Linked DNA regions of Homo sapiens: region 2 is linked to region 1. Evidence: chromatin contacts called from ENCODE Hi-C data. All regions are on one chromosome and are shown on one strand. Each heading gives the region's core, a stretch centred on a gene start or an enhancer-like site at or near the end of the contact. The rest is flanking DNA. Distances are from core to core; before and after follow the strand shown. Region 1 has its middle 130 kb from the start of MIR4255. Region 2 has its middle 17 kb from the start of POU3F1.

Evidence for each region. Hi-C counts contacts between places; a loop is a spot of excess contacts on that map. Pooled maps may share reads with other maps.
Region 2: a map with no recorded cell type shows a loop between it and region 1 (19-fold over the local background). The contact joins two enhancer-like sites. A Hi-C loop is called at or near these places in 2 of 37 single-sample maps with no recorded cell type and 2 of 50 pooled maps.

Annotation. Positions count from the first base shown.
Region 1 is chr1:37,285,287-37,293,227 of GRCh38, forward strand. No RefSeq gene overlaps it. Among named protein-coding and RNA genes, the nearest start is that of MIR4255, 130 kb to the left of the region's middle. RefSeq lists enhancers at 3,879-3,978, 3,999-4,048. Within about 2 kb of position 3,770, at least 4 of the 41 ENCODE cell types and tissues checked have a DNase peak (open chromatin) inside an H3K27ac peak, as active enhancers do.
Region 2 is chr1:38,025,810-38,033,750 of GRCh38, forward strand. No RefSeq gene overlaps it. Among named protein-coding and RNA genes, the nearest start is that of POU3F1, 17 kb to the right of the region's middle. RefSeq lists enhancers at 294-793, 960-1,512, 1,513-2,064, 4,067-4,146, 4,847-4,906 and 2 more. Within about 2 kb of position 4,367, at least 22 of the 41 ENCODE cell types and tissues checked have a DNase peak (open chromatin) inside an H3K27ac peak, as active enhancers do.

The sequences.
Region 1 (7,941 bases), core at 2,520-5,019:
TGTACTTATGTCCATCTGCATATGTTGTTTTATGAAATGCCTCTTCAAATTTTTTGCACATATTTTAATTGGACACCTTAATTTCTAAAATAATCAATACTAAGGAAATAATCAGAGAAGCAGACAAAACTTTATGCATGAAGATGGGCAGCACAGCACTGCTTGTAACAGCAAAAAACTAGAAAAACGTAAATGTTTATCATATAGAGAATTAAATAAATTATGATACAAGTGTATATTCAAAGACTGCATGCTTTTGATAAATATGTTTGTGATAAACATATATGCTTGTGATAAATGTTAATACTATAAATAAGAAAATTTTTATAATATAGCATTTTGATAGCAACTTTATTTAATGTAAGCATTAAAAGAAAAATTGGAGAGAAAAACATCCAAATGTTACTGCTGGTTATTTCTCAGTGATAAGATTATGGGTGATCATTATTTTCTTCCTCCTACTTTTGTTTCCCAAATGTTCTACAGCATTCATACATTACTTTTATAATCAGAAACACAATAAATATTTTTTAAACTACTAGGACTATGAGGTCTAACTGAAATTGAGTATTACAAATAAACTATTGTCTGAACAGAAACTAGTTCTTTGACTTTCAACATCTTCAGGCAAGATTTTCTAAGCCTGAATACCTTACACTTTCTTGAGAAGAAATTATTTTGTTTACTCCACATGCTGTAAAGGTACTTTTGTGTCTGTGTTCTGATTAGGTTTTTATCAAAGAATGCCAGTGTATCGCTTGGATTTGAAAAGCCCTAAATGGGGCTTAGTAATGGGGCATTTGGAAACAAGCATGCTCATCTGCCAGTGGACACATTTCTGAGTATAGGCAAGGGGGTAAAACCACAAGCTCCATGAGGGCAGGGACCTCTATGCCCGTCCTGTTCACTGTTGTGTCCACAGTGCCTGGCATAGGACCTGGGCTTCAAAAATATTTGTTGGATGAATGAATGAATGAATTCACCTGTAAAGTATTGATTTTCCCTTACAAACGAAACAGAACAGACCTTGTAAACAGAAAAGAGTGTTGCCCCACAAAGGCATCCCCTTGGGAGACTATAAATAGTTTTTACAATAGCATCCCCATGGCATAAAATGTTGGGAATTTCTTTTGTGGAATTGTTTCCAGAGTCTAGAATATATTCTTCTGAATAGTTTCAAGGGTGGCCAATCAAGAAGAGTGAAAGGAAGATCTCCTGGAAGGGGTGTGGGAAGTGAGGCAGGATTTAAGCACCATCTTTTCCTTTGGGCACTGAGCAGACCCCCTGCCCACCCCCCAAGACCAGGCAGGACCATACATAAAGCTTGATCTGTCTGGAGAAGAAAATGAGAGCTGAACATGACAGCCTGGTGGCCTTCCCCCTACCCCAGGATTCTGCACAACCCTCTACCAGATTAACCCTCCTGCAGCTCATTACCATGCTGTCATTTGCCTACTTTCAACCCTCTAATGGCTTCCAAACAGAGGCCAAGCCTCCCAGGCTGGCTTCTAAGGCCATGCAGGGTCTGACTCCATCTGTTCCAGACTCAAGTCCCATGACTCCCTTGTACAAACCTTTCCAGCAGGAAGAGGCTACTGTACTGAGACTCCCTGTGGGTTCCCACCCATCCTACAGATTGGGCTGTCAGAAACATGAAACAGGAAGGCATGGCAGCCAAGGAGGCTCATCTGGAGCCCCCACAGCACTAGAGATTGGGCGGTGAGAAATTGGAACAAAATTCCAATCAAGCTGTGACGCTCTAGACCAGTGGTTCTCAACTCTGCCCACACATTAGAATCACTAGGGAAGCTGTGACAGGGTGTCCAGCTGGCCACCAGAGATTTATGATTCCCTCCTAGCATTGCTTGAAAGTGGCTTCCCTGCCAAGGATTAGATTTCCTGACTTCTCTTGCATATAGATGGGCCCGTTGATGGAGCTCAGGCCAATGTAGTGTGGGTGGATGTGGTGTGCCTCACTTCTAGGCCTGGCCGGTAAAAATCCTCCCAAGCAACCCTTCACTCTCTCTTTCCCCATCTGCTGACTAGAAACCCAGCTCACCTTGGAAGCCGCATGTTGAAGACAACTGAGCTTCCATCCACTGGTCCTGAATGACTGTGTGGAACATAATCAGCCCAGGGCACAATAGACTATGTAAGCAAGAAATCCTTCTCCTGAGTGAGGCCTCTAAGATTTAAAGGTTTATCCCTTACGGCCACTAAGATGACCTTAATTAATATAGGAGTTTTGAAAAAAGGCATGCCTGAGTCCCAATCCCAGATTCTGACTTAATTGATCGGGGATGGAACCCAGACACCAACGTGTTGTAAAAGCTACCCAGGTGATTCTAATGTCAGGGTTGAGGACCAGATTTCAGGCTCAGAAGTATCCATGGATCTTCCCACAAGCGATTCAGCAAGTCATGGAGCCCTACTACATGCCAGGCCCTCTGCTGCTCCCTGGAAGTTTTGTCCCTAAAGCTGATCAAAGACCCAGCTTTGATCCCATATGCATGGCCATGGCTGGGAATCCTGTTGCCCAAGACTTGAAGGCAAGAGGAAGACTGGAAGGCCCCTTTGATTCCTCTAAGAGCCCTACCTTTCTCCCCCTCCCCACCCCAAGTCCTTGCCTACCACCAAGACGAGGACATAGAGGACAGAGTGCAGATTTGTCTGCAGTTGGAGAAAAGTTGAAGAGTCTCCTCTGGGCAGGTCATGATGCTACCCCAGGATACACCAATGCCTTCATATAGTCCCACCAAAATTGGCAGACCCTTGGGATGGCTGGCAACGGAGACATAGTGATGATGAAGACATGTCCACTACCCTCAAATAACTCATAGTCTACTTGCAGACGTAGACTATGGTATTGAGGATGAAGCACAGGTGCCATCCAAAACCATCCTGGGTCCCCCCATCCCAGAGGCAGCACAGGATGATAGAAAAAACACTGAACTCAGAGTCTGGATGCCCATGCTCTCATGCTGCCTCTAGCACTGTCTTGACCTGGTTGGAGAGAAGGGAGCAAAGAGAATGGGACAGGTGACGAAGATAGGGAGAGGGCTGGGACTGGTCTCTACAGATCCTAGAATATGAGGCTCAGGGGCTTGGACTTCATTCTGTAGACTCTCAGGGGCCCGGACTTCATTCTGTAGACTCTCAGGGGCCCTTGTGAGGTTTTGAGCAGGGGCAGGACATAGTCAGAATCATGGTTTGCAAAGGACTCTGTGATGGGGGATGGACTGGTTGGAAGGACAGAGGCATGTGAGAACCTGGTTGGAGGACTTAGTCATGAAGGCAGTGGCCAGTGATAGAGAAAAAGGTGACACCCCAAAGATCTCTGGAGCTCCCTCCTCAAGAGGCAGCAGGATCATTTGGAAAGAGAACTGGATTTGGAGTCTACACCTGCTGCTTCTTCAGCCCGAGAAGCTATTCCTCCCTCTCTTTATTCTCACCTTACAGCTCTGTTCAAAGACCACCTCCTCAGAGAGGCTGTTCCAGATTATTGTATCAAAGTGGATGTCTCAGTTTCTCCCTGCCACACCACCCCATGATTTCCTTTACTGCAATTTCATGATCTATGACTATTATTCATTCACGTGTTTACATCTTTATTTCAAGTTCCATGGGGTCAGTGACCTTGTCTGTCCTGTTTACTGTAAATCCCTATCTCTGGGCACAGTACCTGGCACCTGGCAGATGTTTGCCTCTTCCTGTATTCATGCTTTTTGCCATGAACTTTGCAGTGCCCTCTCATGTGGGTGGGTGTATTTCTCACTTCTCCTTTTGAGTTTCGCCATGTGACCTGCTCTGACCAATCGAATGAGGTGAAGCAATGGTGTGCTAGCTCTAAGCCCAGGCCTCTGGAGGCCTTGTGTATTTCTGCTTGCTCTCTGCCACCACTGCCACAGCCATGAAGAGAACATGCCTAGGCCATCCCACTGGTCTCAGGAGCTGAAGGAGAAGGGGCATGTGAAGCAAAGCCACCTCCAGCCAACCGCAGCCTACATCTGCTGACCCACAGATCAATGGAAATGAATGATTGCTGTTTTAGGACATAGAGTTTGGGGAGTGGATTGTTAGGTAACATTCTCCTCCACCTGTAAAATTAAGAGGCCGCTAGTTGAAGCATCTCCCCTAAAGGTCTCTGGTTTTTCTCTAAACATGGCGGCTCCCAACTTTCCAGTCCTACCTCTTCTGCCTTCCTGAAAAATGGCTTTCCCTTCTCACACGCTCTGCCTTTGCCTCAGCCCTCATAAATAACCATGTGGCATCCACTTCTAGGGGCCAAGTTCATGGCTCCCATGAGCCCCACTTTCAAGACACCTCTTCAGTGGCTTCCGCTTTGCCTGCTTCACTGCGGCCTGGGGGCATGAACAGCTAAAAGCCCTTCTTGGGTTCTGATGTGCAAATCAGAGAGCCCCAGATGGCTGAAGAAGAGCCTGTCCTTGCCAGGACTGCCCTGCCCCACATCCCAGGTGAGATCAGGGAGGGCAGCTGGGCTGGATTTGGAATACAGGGTGCCCATTTGGCCAGGGTGCGAACAGAAGTGAGTCAGAACCTCAGGTCGTGGAATTCTAAGGCTGGAGGGAACTTCAAAGACCATTTGAGACCATTTCTCACCTAACATATGGGCAAACTGAGGCACACGGAAGTAAAGAGACTTGCCCAACCATTCAGTGGCAGAGTCAGGAACCAGATTTCCTGACTCCCAGCCCAGTGCTCATTCCCCGGCACCTGGCTGGTCACAAGCAGGGAAGAGCACAAGCAAAGGTTTGGAGGCTGGAGGTGCGGATTCATTCAACACCATGTCCAGATCACCCGCAGGCAAGGGGCATCCACCATAGGCCAGGTTTTGTGCTAGGGCTAGGGGGTAGGGGGCAGATCTATTGGATGTCAATTCCCATAGTGGGGAGCTTATGCCAGGATCTATGCTGGGTGAGCAACTTTGAGTGCCAACAAGGGCCGGGCCATGGATTGACTGAGTGCTTACTATGTGCAGGTTCTGTGCCAAGTGCCACCCACTTGATGGCCAATGGCTGAAATACTCTGACCACCTCTGTCTCCCTGCTAGTCGCTGTGCCCTCCTTCGAACCTCTCTAATTGGCAGCCTCTTTCTGCCTCTGATCCTTTGTGTCTCTTGCTCTCTTTGCATCTCTGTTCCTGCTTCCTGTATGTATGTCTCTCTCTAGTCTCCCACCTCTTTCTCTTGGTCTCTGGATGAACCCCCTTTTCTCTCTGGGGTTGTATGATTCTTCTCTCTCTTGCTTGTGTTCTCATTTTCTTCTCTCTGTGTGTCTCTTTGTGTCTGTGATCCTACCACCCTCCATATCTCTGTCTCTCTCTCCCAGTCTGTCTCCCCTTCCTCCATTTTTGTACCCTCCACCCTGGGTTCCTGTCCAGTGTCCTCCCCCTGCCCACCCCGGGCTCTGTTCTCTGCCAGCTACAATTACAAGTGCATCTGCTGAAGTAGTCAAGCTCTTTTTCCATGGTAGGGTAACAAGGGGCTGTATGTTTGCAGCCACTGACTGGAAATACTGAATTCTTTTTCAGCAAAGAAAGACGAGCACCCTCTTGGTTTATAAATATTAATTATAGGCACCCGGTAATGAGAGAACAGGGCAGCTGTTGGCTGTGATCTCTGACTGTTTGACTAATCCTAGAGACAGTTTAAACAAGACAGTTATTGCCTGACGGGAAAAGGAATTAGGGTGCTGTGGTCCTTCCAGAAAGATCAGCTTAGGAAATCCAGGAGAAGCATGATCTCACCGAGGACACTAGAAGAGTAGCCTTGGGCAAAGCCTCTTCCCCTCTGGGCCCCAATTTCCCCCTTTATCCTACAGGGCCCTTCTGGCTCTGACCTTTACTATGTGGAGGTCCTGTTTGGGGAGGCAGCTGGACAGAGTATTTCAGGGCATCTGCCCAGCAGGGAGCATGGTCCCAACAGGGGGAAGGCCAGCACAGGGGAAAAGGTCTGAGAGTCAGTCAGGACAGCATCTGGCTCCTCGTCGTTGGGGTGACACATGGGTCTGTCCTAGTTTGAATCAACTCCTTCCCAGGAAAAGATCCTGGCTTGAGACAAAACCTGAAGCATAAACGGAGGTGTGTCAGTTCCATGTTGCAAGCCAGATGTTCTGGACCTAGCACTGGCTGGGCAGGTCTTCCAGATACCTCAGTTTTGCTTTCTGCAAAATGGGAGTAATGAGGAGGAACTTTTTGCAGCTCTTTTGATGCCAGAAAAATCTATCTAAATTGAATCTGAGAAGTCCCAGACTGCCTGTGTCTGCCAGAAGCCATTTGACAATTGCCCTATCTCCAAGCTCATGCCTCAATTCGACAGTTATTGACATTGCTATGTGTAAAGCAAGGAAGTCACTCCCGATGCACAACCAGGAAGAAGGTTGGTTGGGGGAAGAGGAGCAATGTCTGGAACAGAGCGTGCCTCTGAGACGTCCCCAGTCAAGGTCCCCACATAGAAGAAAAGTAGGCTATTCCTTCTAGAACACATTTTCTAAAACTCCCTCACCCCTGGGGAGATGTTTAAATTTGTAAAACACTAAGCCATTTATCATCTCATGGAAACACAAGCCAGCCTGCAGGAGAGCCAGTGCGAAGCACGCACTGCCCGTTTGAAGGAAGCAGAACCTGGGCTGCGAGGTGTCCTGGTCTCTTGCCCAAGACCATTCATCTAGGAGGCAGCTGAGCTGGAAGTCAAGCCCTGGTTCATGATCCCAAAACCCAGCTGAGGCTCCTCCCTAGGCTCCCAGCTCCATCAGCCCACAGCAACGCCAAGGTGGGCACAGCCCAAGTGAGCATCCTTAGAGGCTGGGACTAGCCCCTCCTCTTCTATCATTCTGCCCTCCCACCATCGCAGAGGAGCCCGGGCTTGGGCCACTGATGGTGCTTACAAAACGTAAGCAGAAAGAAAAGGAAGGAAAGAATGTTCTTCCAGGTTTCAGTTGTGTTTCCACCAGTCCCTGACTGATACTTACAGGAACAGGTACCTGGATTCACATCCTGGCTCTACTGTGGATGTATGAGAACTTGGGCAAAGTCCTTAAGCTCTCTGTGCCTCGGTTTTCTTTTTTGTTTATTTATTTTTATTGTGTCTCAGTTTTCTGACCTTAAAATGAGAATGATATTAGGACCAACTTCATTGTCATATCGCGTTATAAAAGTGTCAGCTGTTATTACTAATAACCGTCTCTAGTCCTGCCTACTTTCAGAGCTCAGAAGCCAGTTTACCCAATTTCACCTGAAGTCAAATGAGGGGGGAACATTAGGCTGCTCTCTTATGTTATGCGGCATTGCGTCAGAGGTTGAGCTGAGGGGTCCGGCTCAACTCCTACACTTGTGGAGCCAGAGGCTGGGGAGGACCCTTGTCTATTGCCCTCTGTTCCCTGAGAGCTTGATCTGTGGAAAGACCCCGCAGGCCCTATCCTGGTTGACCCCGAATGGGAGGAATAAAAGCTTAGGGTTCTGCCTTGCCACGGGCTCTGTGCCTTGTAGCAAATTCCTGCCACAATCCCATAGGCTTGGAAGGAACAGAGTGGGGGGCAACTTGCTTAAGAAAACCCGAAGCTCTGAGCGCCCCCGCTATCCCCCTCCTTGGCCCAGGCCAGACTAAACACCTCTGCAGAACCGTTTCAACTCCAAGTACAGATGCCGCCACCAGAGCCAGTCCTTGGGGAGCCTCAGGCTGGGCTTGCACACAGATCAGAGCAGGGTGGCCCAGGTGGCCAGAGTAGCAGCGACAGCTTTGGGGAAAGAGGCTGGGCACGTCCTTCCCTGCATTCTTTCTCTTCCAGCCTTCCTGAGCTGCTTGACGGGGCTCACAGGTCTTAAGTCTTCATAGGGGCCAGGGCCCCACATTACATCCTCTCCTACGCCTTCAGAAGAGGCAAGCGGGCTCAAAGGCTAGCACTGGGCCCATACTCAGGCTGG
Region 2 (7,941 bases), core at 3,117-5,616, 740 kb after region 1:
TAACTCAGGCCTCATAAACAGGTACAGGCATACCTACACACCGTCTGGCACAGGAGCACAAACAGTGACGTTTGAAGAGCCACACTCCCAGGCCAAATGGAGCAGGAAAGTGCATCCTTTTGGTGTACTGTGAGTTCCAGGCTGAAGGTAATCGGAGTGCTGTAAGGGGAGCTGGGTGTTCTGAATTGCTGTTACACTGAGTGCTGTCTCCAAGACTCAAGGATTTTAAGCAAAGAGATTGGCTGTCCCTGTGACTAAGCAAAGACAGGCCCCAGCCCCATGTATTCTGAGAATTGGCCAGGGCTTTGCCGCTTTGGTACTCAGTGGGACCCTAGACTCTTGGCTTGTTGGGGAGGGAAGAGTATTGTTTGCTTAGCCGCCCTTTTTGGCCTAGGGGTGATTTGGGCTGTTGGTGGCATACTGCTCTAGCTGTGCCAAGGGGGCTGTGGGCAGCCTATGGAGCTGGAGGGATTTTCTGAGTCAGGACTTGTTTGGCTCAGGTCTCTTGTACAAACCAAGTCTCCAAACAGCAGTTCTATGGTGATGTGGACCCTTCAGGTCTGTCCAACAGAGAATTCAGTAAGCCTGGCTCAGTCTTAGTCTGTTGCTGCATCCTAGGGCCCTTCCCACCAAAGCAGGAGAGTGTCAAGCCCTAGCTTTATTCTTGAATAAGTTCATCTTTTTCTTTGAGACAGAGTCTTGCTCTGTCACCCAGGCTGGAGTGCAGTGGCGCGATCTTGGTTCACAGCAACCTCCGCCTCCTGGGTTCAAGCGATTCTCTTGCCTCAGCCTCTCTAGTAGCTGGAATTACAGGCGCAGAGACGGGGTTTCGCCATGTTGGCCAGGCTGGTCTCGAACTCCTGATCTCAGGCGATCCACCTCTCCTTGGCTTCTCAAAGTGCTGGGATTACAGGCATGAGCCACTGCTCCTAGCCAATCTTTTTCTGATTTCTAACTGCTTCCTGGTGCCAGGGTGGAAAAGGGCCCAGCAGGTGGAGCTGCTGCCCCTTTGCTGGGATTCCTTCTCAGGGACTTGGTGTCCACCCACCCAGCACACTTGTCTTCTTTCAAAAGTGTCCTTGTACTTAGGAAGTACTTGCATGTGTTTGCTTATTGAATTTAATGCTAGGGGGGAGAGCTCCCATGAAGAAATGGGATTTTCTCACCCTGAGTTTGAGATGAGTGTGGCCCCAGGAGGAAGACTGGGCAGGAAGGTGCTTTTCCTTCCTGTTTCTAGTGAGGACCATGCAGGGAGGTCTCTGTCACATAGCCCCAAGTTTCCCATAGGGTGGTTCCACCCAGACCTGGGAGGGGTCTCCCTCCGTGCAGCTTTAAGCATCTGTTTGTCGCTCACTGTCCTCTCCCCCATGCTGCTGACGGTGGGGCACTGAGCAGTTAGAGCTGCACGTCCTCCAGCAGGGAAGGCAGCCAACAGATGCAGACTCGCTCTGCCTACCTGTGGAGGCCGGTGAGGCCAGGGCCTGTTGGGACTTGAAACAGTGAGGCAAGTGGGTGTGTGGTGCTGGGCTCCCCGCTCAAGTTCTCCCAGCGTGCCAGTTCCCGGAGCCTTATGTGCAGGGTGTTGGGGAAGGGCGGGCTGAATCGTGGGTGGGAGTCTTGGCTCAAAGCCCCAGGTGAGTGGAGGAATTGGGGGCGGACCTGAAGTACTGTCTTGAAGTGGACCTGGCAGGCCTCTTGGGCTTGTGCAGCTGCCTCCCCGGGTCAGAGGGTGCGCCCTCTGTACCCAACCAGGTCTCCACAGGTCTGTCTCAGCAAAAAGTGCAGGGAAGGATCAGAGAGAAGCTGTAAAACAAAGGGAGGCAGAGCTTCCCTTCCCAAGCCTACTGCTGAGAGGTTGGAGTGTAGAGGAGGCTGCCTAGTTCATGCTTCTGCCTGTTCTTTCCTCAACTGCTCTGGCCAGAGGGAAGAACGTCTCCGCTGCTTCTCAGGCTCCCTGTAAGGAATTTCCTGGCTCCCTATTCCTGGATCCATCATCATCACATTTAGGAAGTCTTGTCCAGTCTACTCCTAGGTGAAGCATACACCTAGGTCTCCTTGTTCATCTTGTCCGCTTCGCTTAATGCAAAGGGAACAAACTGCTTGGGGCTGGGGTGGTTGCACAGTCCAGCCCTGTGCTCCTGCGTGGTGGTAGGAGAGGCTCGTCCAGAACGGAGCTAAGGACCCAGCTTTTTCTAGGCAAGAGGAATATATCAAGGGAACTGCTGTGTTTAGGGGTAAGCAGAGGATGGAAAGGGCTTCCTTTCCCCTCCCTGCATCTGTCACCTGACGGCCATGCTCAGATCGGGTTAATGAAACTGTGGTGCCCCAGGCAGCTGGGCAGCACCCCCCTGCCCTGAATCAGCCTGAGTCATTTACAGCTTTCTCCCAGTTACCCCAAAGGCTTCTCTCAGAGGTGACAAATGTAGGGGGTTGGTTTCGGGTTTCATGTTTTCACATTACTGGGTGGAAAAAAGAAAAAACACCTTTCCAAACCAAAAAAACCAGCTTCTATAGCAGAAACAACTTGTCCCGAGAGCACTGAAAATTTCCCCATCCTCTCTCCTCATCTGCTCAGAGACACTGAGACCAGTGATGGAGGGGTTAAGGGGAGGGGTTGGAGTCAGGCTGAGTGGAGTGTTGGGGACAGCCCCTTTGGAGGTGGCAGCACCTGCCTTCCTGCTTATAGGCAGGGGAGGACCTTTGCAGGGCCCTGCAGCTCTGAAGCCTGTGGTCTCCAGTGCCCAGAGATGGATTGCCAGGGCATGGGACAGTGAACTCAGGGTGGCGAGGGACCAGGGAAGGAAGGGACCATCTCCCCTCCCTAGCTATTTTGATCCCAGGAGGTCTGGGACAGGTGTCCCTCCCTGGCAGAGGGTTCTTGAGGTGGAGTGGTAGGTGGAATATAGAAGGTCCATCTGGCACATGGAGCCTAGGGGGCAGCACCCCCTCCTCTTGCTGGCTGGTAGCATTGTAGACCACCCCAGCCCCCCGCCAGGGGCAGATGGTCTCCATAGCAGATGGAGACTAGGCTGGCAGTGGCAGGATGGGCTTTCTAGTCTCAGCCTGGCCACTCTGGCTAATAAGACAATCCGGGGGCAGTGACAGGGCTAACTGCTGGTGTGTGTGTGTGTGTGTGTGTGTGTGTGTATGTGTATGTGTGTGTGTATATAGGTGTGTAGGAGAGGGAGCCCTGGCCTTATTGGGCCATTCTGGGGGAGAAGTAAAGAGGAGTCCCAGACAGAGTCAGTGGATCTTTGGGGCCCCCTCAAGTTTGCTATGTAAGCGTGGCAGGCTCTCAGTGCCTGGGCTCCTGAAGCTGCCCTGGTTCTTGTGTGAAGGGGCCGGCTCCTGGGCTGGGAGCCTCTGCTGCAGCTGGAGCCTGGACTGCTTGATTTAGACCCCCTGCCAGGTCCCCAGAGCTCGGCCTGGGCAGCAGCTCCTCCCAGAGGACGCGCCCGTTTATTATGCGCTCCTGCTCCCTCATGGCTCAGGCAGGCAGCGGCCTTCATTAGCGGAGGAGCTGGGGTCTGTTTTGGCTGCCTCATCAGCATCAGTGAACTGCGTCCCTGCGAGATTTGATACAATTTAATTAACCTAATTAAAAGCTCTGATTGCAGAGATGATTGGGGTAGCGCCAGCAGCGACTGCATATTTATAATGAGCTGCAAGGTGTGGGACCGCAGCCAAACGCCACGCATCCTAATGAGCGGGAGCCGGGAGCCAGGGAGCGGGAGAGGGAACGTTTATTTTTGGCAACAATGCCCAGTTCCTCCCTGCCAGGGAGTCAGAGACCCAGGGAGCAGAGACGGACCTGCCCACTGTGCTCTTCCGCACAAGGTGGAAGCAGAAATGTGTGCTCTCCACCGGTTCTAGGGCCCTTGGACGCCCCAGGAGCACACAGTGCCCGTGTTTCTGTTTGTAGAGTAGGGGGCTGGGACCCCAGCCATGCACTTTTCCTGCCTCTCATCTCTGGGAGTCAGGGGCTGCCTTCTGAACCGGGGCCTTGCTGTGAGGAAACAGGACCCAGCAGAACCACCTTGTTTCCAGGCTCCAGGATCCCTGGGCTGTTTTCTCAAACTTGCCAAGGAAGAGACAGGGGCTGGCAGGACAGGCTGAGAGGCTGCTTGGGAGTCAGAAAAGGGGTCTGCATATCCAGGAGTCCCAGATGAAGATCCTGGGCCTGGGACAGAAAGGAGAAACAGGAGGGGCAAACTTCCCACTCATCCTGGAAGCTGGGGACCCCTGTCCCCATCTCCTCACTCCCTTTGAGGACCCTGCCCAGGGAGGCCAGCTGCCCTGGACTCTTCCTGTCTTCTCCCACTGCCTCTGTCTGGGGAAGTCTTGGTTTGTCTGACTCAGCGTTTCCGCTGTAAATCACATCTAATAATACCGAGAGTGAGAGCTGAGACGGAGGTGCTGTGGGTGAAGGGGCACCGGGGAGGAGGGGCACGCCGCCTAGGTGCCAATGGGTGTTGTTCAGGGAGGGAGCTCTGAGGCGGCAGGAATGGGGGCTGGGCCCTGAGGAAGAAGGTGGGAGCAGCCTGCCACCCCTGCCCCCATTCCTGCTCTGGAGCTTGTGTAGGTCATGAGCTCAGCCAGGCTGGCCCAGCCCCCCAGTGCTTTGAGTGCCGCCAGGACAAGATGAGATTTGTCCCAGCCTACCTTGCAGAGTTGCAGCTGTTTAGCTCCCTTATCAATCTTCTCTGTGGGTTTAATCATCTCTCTGTCATCCTGCTGGGGCAGCCCTCCCCTAACTGAAGCCCCCAGAGGGGCTGGAGCTTCTCAGCCCCAGCTTTCCTCCAGTCCCCCTCCCCCAGACAAGCATCTTTCCCCACCTGACTTCCCTTATGGGAGATAGAGGGTGGGCCAGGGCGGCTTTGCTCCAGGTTTAGTCTCAGTGGCAGGGGTGAATGTCCTTGTGTTTGCAAGATGTAAACAGGATGAAGGGTGGGTAGAGGTGGCACTGGCAGAGAATTTGTCCCAGCTGGGTCCTCAAGGTCTTTGACTCCATTCCAGCCTGGGTAGAACAGGGCCTAGAGGTCGGCTATGAGGGCTTTCTGCCCAGAACCAGGAGATTCTTGCGTAGGTGCACGATCCTTCCCTCCTGCCAGCCCCTTAGGAGCTGCAGCCAGCCAGCCAGCTCTGGCCTCCTTCCCTGGGTGGGTCCTGTGGGGCTCAGGGGCCCGTGGGCAGTAACCACGAGCCCACGGCTTTGTGTGCATCTTGGGAAGGAGGGCGCACAGGAGTCAATGGAGCCTGTGTTGTGGTCCAGGCGGGGAGCCAGGGCGCAAGGGGTTTTGGGGCTGCCCCAGTGCTGACGTGCAAGATGACCTTCAGGGCCGCGCTTCGGCCCTCTGCTGTGCTCTCCTTCCCTGCTGAGCATCTGGAGAATGGGCAAGGAGGTGGCATGGGATGGGGTATGTGCCCCCAGAGGGAACATGAGAAAGAGGGCCCTTCTTCCCCTGCTCCCCACTCCTCACCCTAGGCCTTCTCTGTGCAAATGGAAGGCCAGCGCCTCCCCGTTTCTCAGAAGGGGATGTAAAGTCCCAGAGAGGGTTGGGATCTGGCTGAACATCACCCAGCTTGTCCTCAAGGCAGGGACTGTGAGACCCCTGCAGAGGGTCCCTCAGGACGGAACCAAAGGTTCTGGAGGGCCACCAACCAGTCCTGGGCTGGAGGGGGCTTGTTAGGTTCAGCATAAGGCTGGGCTCTGGAAGACAATGGAGTGTTGATGAGGCTTCGGTCCTGGTCTCACATGACCTGACCAGGCAGGGTGGGTGGACTGCACGTGGCTGAGTTGCCTGGGCTGACCTTTGGTCGCTGGCTAGGGAAGAGAGGAAGCCATGAAGGCTCCTGCCCACTCCATGCCCTGGGCACCCTGACACCCCCTCCCCAGGAACTGCCCTCTGGGCACACACTGTCTTCCACCTACCTACCTTCTTCTTTAGTCTTTCTCTTTTCTCTGCCACGTGTAGGAGCATGTGTACAATATGTGTGTATTTGTGTGTGAAAGTATATGTCTGTGTGAATGTGAGAAGTGAGGCATAGGATGAAAGGGAGAGAAGAGACCCTCTTTCTGGGTTCTTCCCTATCAGGAATAAAGACTGAGTTTCAGCCAGGCACAGTGGCTCACACCTGTAATCCTAGCACTTTGGGAGGCTGAGGTGGGCGGATTGCCTGAGCTCAGGAGTTTGAGACCATCCTGGGCAACATGGTAAAACCCTGTCTCTACTAAAAATACAAAAAATTAGCTGGGCATGGTGGCGCGTGCCTGTAATCCCAGCCACTCGGGAGGCTGGCTAAGGCAGGAGAATCGCTTGAACCCGGGAGGCGGAGGTTGCAGTGAACGGAGATGGGACCACTGCACTCCAGCCTGGGTGACAGAGCAAAACTCCATGTCAAGAATAAAAAAGGAAAAAAGAAAAAAAAAAAGGCCGGGCGCGGTGGCTCATGCCTGTAATCCCAGCACTTTGGGAGGCCGAGGCAGGTGGATCACTTAAGGTCAGGATTTCGAGACCAGGCTGGTCAACATGGTGAAAACCCGTCTCTACTAAAAATACAAAAATTAGCTGGGCGAGGCCACGTGTGGTGACTCATGCCTGTAATCCCAGCACTTTGGGAGGCCGAGGCGGGCAGATTGCTTGAGGTCAGGAGTTCGAGACCAGCCTGGCCAACATGGTGAAACCCCATCTCTATTAAAAATGCAAAAAATTAGCTGGGTTTGGTGGTTCATGCCTGTAGTCCTAGCTACTCAGGAGGCTGAGGCAGGAGAATCACAGTGAGCTGAGATCGCGCCACTGCACTCCAGCCTGGGCAACAGAGCAAGACTCCATCTCAAAAGAAAAAAAAATTATCTGAGCATAGTGATGGGCACCTGTAGTTCCAGCTACTTGGGAGGCTGAGGCAGGAGAATTACTTGAACCCAGGAGGCGGAGGTTGCAGTGAACAGAGATCGGGCCACTGCACTGCAGCCTGGGTGACAGAAAAAAAAAAGGCTGAGGTTTTTCCACTGTGGGGATACCAGCATGGATGGGGCCAAGGTATATGTGCGTATGCCTCTGCATGTGTGTGCATGGGAGTGGATGCACATGCTCATGTGGAGGGCAGTGCCCCCTGCTCTGCCTTGTCCTTTGACCTGTATCCTCCTCTGGTGGGAGGGGTGACTTCTATGGTCAGCATCTTCCAGCTCAGGCTGGAACCAGAGCTGTGACGGAACCAGAGCTGTGACAGAGCCAGGGTGTCATTTTTTTTTTTTTAATCTTTTTGAGACAGGGTCTCACTCTGTTGCCCAGGCTGGAGTGCAGTGATGCGATTGTGGCTCACTGCAGCCCTGACCTCCTGGGCTCAAGTGATCCTCCCACCTCAGCCTTCCAAATAGCTGGGACTACAGGTGCACACCACCACACCTAGCTAATTTTTAAAATATTTTGTAAAGATAGGGTCTTGCTATGTTGTCCAGGCTGGTCTCAAACTCCTGGGCTCAAGTGATCTTTCCACCTCAGCCTCTCCAAATGCTGGGATTACAGGCATGAGCCACCATGCCTGGGCCACACTTAGGATTATTATTTTTTATTTATTTTTAATTAATTTTTTTTTTGAGACAGTTTCGTTCTTGTTGCCCAGGCTGGAGTGCAATGGTGCGGTCTCAGCTCACTGCAACCTCCGCCTCCTGGGTTCAAGCGATTCTCCTGCCTAAGCCTCCCGTGTAGCTGGGATTACAGGCGCTTGCCACCATGCCCAACTAATTTTTTTTGTATTTTTAGTAGAGACGGGGTTTCTCCACGTTGGCCAGGCTGGTCTCAAACTCCTGACCTCAGGTGATCTGCCCACCTTGGCCTCCCAAACTGCTGGGATTACAGGCATGAGCCACCGAGACCAGCCCACACTTAGGATTATTGAAGGGGTTTATCTGCCCCACCTCTTCCCTTGACAAGATGCTAA